Linked DNA regions of Homo sapiens: region 2 is linked to region 1. Evidence: chromatin contacts called from ENCODE Hi-C or POLR2A ChIA-PET data. All regions are on one chromosome and are shown on one strand. Each heading gives the region's core, a stretch centred on a gene start or an enhancer-like site at or near the end of the contact. The rest is flanking DNA. Distances are from core to core; before and after follow the strand shown.

What was found. Hi-C counts contacts between places; a loop is a spot of excess contacts on that map. ChIA-PET counts read pairs that join two places held with the same protein, here RNA polymerase II (POLR2A). Pooled maps may share reads with other maps.
Region 2: a loop to region 1 is called in a pooled map, with 3 times the contacts of the local background. The contact joins the promoter of PPP1R12C here to the promoter of ATF5 in region 1. A Hi-C loop is called at or near these places in 1 of 50 pooled maps. POLR2A ChIA-PET finds 5 or more read pairs at or near these places in 2 of 52 experiments (B cell and activated naive CD8-positive, alpha-beta T cell).

The regions. Positions count from the first base shown.
Region 1 is chr19:49,927,955-49,930,654 of GRCh38, forward strand. ATF5 (activating transcription factor 5) reads left to right here and starts at 1,251. Exons shown (of 3, transcript NM_001193646.2): 1 at 1,251-1,446. NUP62 (nucleoporin 62) reads right to left here and starts at 1,550. Exons shown (of 3, transcript NM_016553.5): 1 at 1,372-1,550. It also overlaps a transcript of IL4I1 not described here. RefSeq lists silencers at 1,081-1,140, 1,991-2,040.
Region 2 is chr19:55,116,255-55,118,954 of GRCh38, forward strand. PPP1R12C (protein phosphatase 1 regulatory subunit 12C) reads right to left here and starts at 1,383. Exons shown (of 22, transcript NM_017607.4): 1 at 969-1,383. The coding sequence starts at 1,289. RefSeq lists enhancers at 1-614, 1-18, 419-498, 1,459-1,738 and silencers at 929-1,028, 1,049-1,128, 1,319-1,398.

The DNA of each region.
Region 1 (2,700 bases), core at 1-2,500:
CCAGTGGAAGCTGAAGGACGGTTTGAAAGGAAGCCAAGGGCAAGGGATGGAGAAAAGGACGCAGCTGGGGCCTCGATGTCTGAATCCCTGCCAGGGGATGGGGCCTGGGCACCCATCATTTGGAATGGAAGATGAGGATAGCTGGAAACAGACACTTTAGAGGGATGAGGGAGACAGAAGAATGACAGCAGGTGTTGGACAGTCCAACGTCTGCGGCTCTTACAAGTGGTAAGGAAGAAATGAGACTGGGCCCCAGAGTTCCTATTAATAAAATATGCTGAGGCCGGGAGCGATGGCTCACGCCTGTAATCCCAGCACTTTGGGAGGCCGAGGCGGGCGGATCACGAGGCCAGGAAATTGAGACCATCCTGGCTAACACAGTGAAACCCCGTCTCTACTAAAAATACAAAAAATTAGCCGGGCGTGGTGGCGGGCGCCTGTAGTCCCAGCTACTCGGGAGGCTGAGGCAGGAGAATGGCGTGAACCTGGGAGGCGGAGTTTGCAGTGAGCCGAGATCGCGCCACTGCACTCCAGCCTGGGCGACAGAGACGGAGAGACTCCGTCTCAAAAAAAAAAAACAGTTGAACAGGAATGTATGAGTTGAGCTCTGTGCATAAGGCTTGCCAGACATCGTCTTATTTGAGTCTCATAAACCCACCAGGCGAGTTGATTTTTCTTATTTTACAGATAGGGAAATGAAGTAAGAGAACTTAAGTTATTTGCCCGAGGCCATCCTGGCAGGTCTGTATTTGGGAGAGTGCTGTGACTCATGCTGGACTCTAACCCACGAGGGTTTCTCAGAGTCAGCAGCTGGGGGATGAAGAAGTGAAAAGTGACTGGCAGGAAATTCTGCAAGCAAGGAAAGGGAAAGAGAAATGAACTGGTGCAGGTCTGCGGGAAGAGAATGAGGCTGGATCCTCAAAATCACAGGAGGAAGCAGGCCCAGACCTCAGAGGCAGAAAGAGAAAGAAACCAGAGCTTAGAGTCAGGAGGAGGAAACCAGACCCCGGAGCCACAAGGAGAGGGCTGGATCCCCGGCTCAGAGGGAAGAGGTCGGATCCCCAGCTGAGAGGGAGGAGGGTCCCGGACCCTAGGAGTGGGAAGGAAAGGCTCGGATCCCCTGATCCCCAGGAGGAGGGGACCCGGCTGCCTCCCGGTTGGGGCCGCGCGAGGGCGGGGCGCGGAAGGATCCGGGAGGGCCGTGCTCCGCCACCCAGTATATATCTGTCCCCAGTCCCCGGGGCCGCCTCATTCCCTGTCCTCGGATCACAGTCTCTTCTCACTACAGTGTCGCCGCCTCTGCCTGCGTAGCCCCGGCCATGGCTCTGTAGCCTCGACCCCTTTGTGCCCCCGGCCCGTCTCCGCGCTCACCACGCCTGCGCTCTCCGCTCCCACCTTCTTTCTTCAGCCGAGGCCGCCGCCGCCTCTCCTTGCTGCAGCCATGGAGTGAGTAACCGCTTACCTCTTCTCCAACTGCCTTTCCCGCCCTTTCGCAGCTCGTGGCCCTCTTTAGGGAGCCCTGGGGGGTGGGGAGTCGCGAGCGGGGAATCACGGTCGCGCAGGCGCAGAAGTAGTACGGTGGGCCGAAGGCGCGCGGCTGCGCATGCGCACTGGGCCCGGGGCCGGGTGGGAGAGTTCTAGACTCGATGTTTGTCAGCCCGCGTGCAGCTGGGCCTGAGCACTCCAGGGGAGGGTGTGTTTTTTTTTTTTCTAAACGATTCTTCGTGCTTGGTTGTTCCTGCGCAGTAGCCCACCAGTGCCCCGTAGTGAAAGAGCTGCGGACCCTGAATGGCCGCACATGCGCATTGATCCCCAAGAGGGCGGAGGTGTAAAGGCAATTGGACCGCTCGGGCGACGTAGCATGCGCCTTGGCCCTCGGCGCAGAGCCGCGTGTGGACGGGTGGCGTTCGGGTAGCCGTTCTCCGCGTGCCCCCTCTACCCTCCTCCACCCTCCCTGCCCCACGTTGCTCTGGCTCACAGCCCAGCTTCCTTCCTTTTAAACCAGGCACCTGCTGAGGCGGGGACTGGCTTAGATTGACAGGGCAGAAGGCGGGACCCAGAGGCAACCCTCTAAGTGGGTGGGGATAGAACCACTGTCGTCACGATGGGTGGGATTTCGGAAGCACATTGTGAGAAGGGGCGGGGCTAAACCAACCGTTAGTTGAGGGGTGGGGTTTCGATGTGACAAAGAGGCGGGGCCTCTGGGGAATCGGGGGAGGGGCGGAGCTAAATAAACAATGAGGGGCGGGGCTTGGAGGGGCAGCGGCAGAGCGAGGAGTGGGATTTGAGTGGATAACATTGCTGAAGGGCTGCGGCCTGGGGCAGTTCCCCTGGGAACTGGTTTGGGATGGAAGCTAGGAAGGCAGTGGGGCCAAAAGGAAATATTTTAGAGGAAGGGGCGTGGCTGGAAGAAAATGTCCCTGGGATTGAGTTTTTCCTTGAGGCGAAATATTCTGAGGTGGATGGGAGGGGCCTAAGGTAATTCCCCTGGGAGACCTTTAGGTTTTTTTTTTCTGTATTGGGGGAAGGGGTGGGGCATCGGTCCTACTTTAGGACCTAAAGAAATTCCCTTGGGAGTGGGTGGGGCTCAGAGATTTGGGTAAAGAAAGGGCAAATTTAGAATTCGGAGAGGCTGAGGCTTAGTGTTCTAAACGGTGGTTGGAAGGGGGAGGGAGGAGCCTCATGGACGTGCCTGGGGGT
Region 2 (2,700 bases), core at 133-2,632, 5.2 Mb after region 1:
AAGGAAAAGGGAACCCAGCGAGTGAAGACGGCATGGGGTTGGGTGAGGGAGGAGAGATGCCCGGAGAGGACCCAGACACGGGGAGGATCCGCTCAGAGGACATCACGTGGTGCAGCGCCGAGAAGGAAGTGCTCCGGAAAGAGCATCCTTGGGCAGCAACACAGCAGAGAGCAAGGGGAAGAGGGAGTGGAGGAAGACGGAACCTGAAGGAGGCGGCAGGGAAGGATCTGGGCCAGCCGTAGAGGTGACCCAGGCCACAAGCTGCAGACAGAAAGCGGCACAGGCCCAGGGGAGAGAATGCAGGTCAGAGAAAGCAGGACCTGCCTGGGAAGGGGAAACAGTGGGCCAGAGGCGGCGCAGAAGCCAGTAGAGCTCAAAGTGGTCCGGACTCAGGAGAGAGACGGCAGCGTTAGAGGGCAGAGTTCCGGCGGCACAGCAAGGGCACTCGGGGGCGAGAGGAGGGCAGCGCAAAGTGACAATGGCCAGGGCCAGGCAGATAGACCAGACTGAGCTATGGGAGCTGGCTCAGGTTCAGGAGAGGGCAGGGCAGGGAAGGAGACAAAGTCCAGGACCGGCTGGAGGGGCTCAACATCGGAAGAGGGGAAGTCGAGGGAGGGATGGTAAGGAGGACTGCATGGGTCAGCACAGGCTGCCAAAGCCAGGGCCAGTTAAAGCGACTCCAATGCGGAAGAGAGTAGGTCGAAGGGGAATGGTAAGGAGGCCTGGGGCAGAGTGGTCAGCACAGAGTGGCTAAGCCCAGGGCCAGTTGAAGCGGCTCCAATTCGGAAGTGGGGTGGTCGAAGGGGAATGGTAAGGGGGACTGGGACGGGGTGTCAGCATAGGGTGGCAAAGCCCAGGGCCAGGAACGACGGGGCGGATCGAGACTGGCAACGGGGAAGGAGGATGCCCCAGGTGGCGCAGCAGAGGGTGGACCTGGCCCCGGGAGACGCCGGGCGGGGGGCGCTGACCTGGTGCAGGGCGCTGATACCGTCGGCGTTGGTGGAGTCCAGCACGGCGCGGGCGGGCGGCGGCGCGGCGGGGTCGAGCTCGGCGCCGGGGCCAGGGTCGGCGGCGCGCAGCATCAGACGCGCCTCGTCCAGGTCGCCGCCCGCACAGGCCGCCAGGAACTCGGCGGCGCGCTCGAAGCGGACGGTGCGGGCGCGGCGCTCTCCGGGGCCAGGCTCGGCGCCCGCCCGCGCCCCCCACTGCCGCAGCTGCTCCCGTCGCCGCTCCCGGGCAGCCGCCGCCGCCGCCCCCGGGCCAGCCGCCGGGCCATCCTCTCCGGACATCGCACCGCCCGCCCGCCCAGCGAGCGAGCGAGCGCCGAGCCCCAACCGCCGCCACCACCCGCCCGCCCGCCCGCCCCGGGGGCCGCCGGGAACTGCCGCTGGCCCCCCACCGCCCCAAGGATCTCCCGGTCCCCGCCCGGCGTGCTGACGTCACGGCGCTGCCCCAGGGTGTGCTGGGCAGGTCGCGGGGAGCGCTGGGAAATGGAGTCCATTAGCAGAAGTGGCCCTTGGCCACTTCCAGGAGTCGCTGTGCCCCGATGCACACTGGGAAGTCCGCAGCTCCGAGGCGCCCAGTGGAAATCGCCAGATGAGGGCCTCCTCCGGGGAATGCTGGGAAATGGAGTCTACAGGCCGGAGGGGTGCCCCACGGCATACTAGGAAGTGTGTAGCACCGGGTAAAGGGGATGAATAGCAGACTGCCCCGGGGCAGTTAGGAATTCGACTGGACAGCCGCGTGGGAGGGAGTGCGGGGAGAGGCAGAGTTGTTTTGTTATTGTTGTTTTATTTTGTTTTCTTTGTTTTGAGACGGAGTCTCGCTCTGTCGCCACGCTGGAGTTCAGTGGCGCGATATCGGCTCGCTGCAACCTCCGCTTCCCAGGTTCAAGCAATTCTGGCTCAGTCCCCAGAGTAGCTGGGATAACAGGCGCGCGCCACCCCGCCCTGCTAATTTTTATATTTTTAGTAGAGACGGGATTTCACCATGTTGGCCATGATGGTCTTGATCTCTTGACCTCATGATCCGCCCGCCTCGGCCTGTAATCCTGCTGGGATGACGAGCGTAAGCCACCATGCCCAGCTGGGTTTTATTTATTTTGGTTTTTTTCCTGACCCCTTAACTAGAAATAAGCTCCACGAGAGCGGGATCTTTTGTCTTCTGTGCACTACTTGTCCTCGGTTCTTAGAACAGAACCTGAGAGAACCTGATCGCAAATATTTTTGGAATGAATGAATGAATGGGTTCACCAGGGCACCATGGGAAACTGAGTCCGCAACCTAGAAGCCATGAAAGACAGTCCACTTCCAAGCTTCCCTGGGTGACCTCGCAGGGCATGCTGGGAAATGAAATTTGCGGTGAAAAGGTCAGGACCACGATCCTAGGGCACGCTGGGAAATGTAGCCCACAGGGCCACACCCCTAAAAGCACAGTGGGGTGCAAGGCAGGGCCCCAAGGCATTTAGGGCTCGGGGCAAGAGAAATCCACACTCCACTCCCTAATGGTAATCCCTGAGCCACACCGAGTAAAGGAACCCAAGACACAGTGTCCACAGGGACAGGGCTCTCAGAGCTTTCACTGGCCCGCGCTTCTCCTGCGCCCACCCGGACCTCCTGGGAACCGCCCAGGCCCTCGCGCGCTCTCAAGGCATGCTGGGATTGGTGGTCCCGGGCAAGGAGTTCCAGCAGGTGGGGGGCG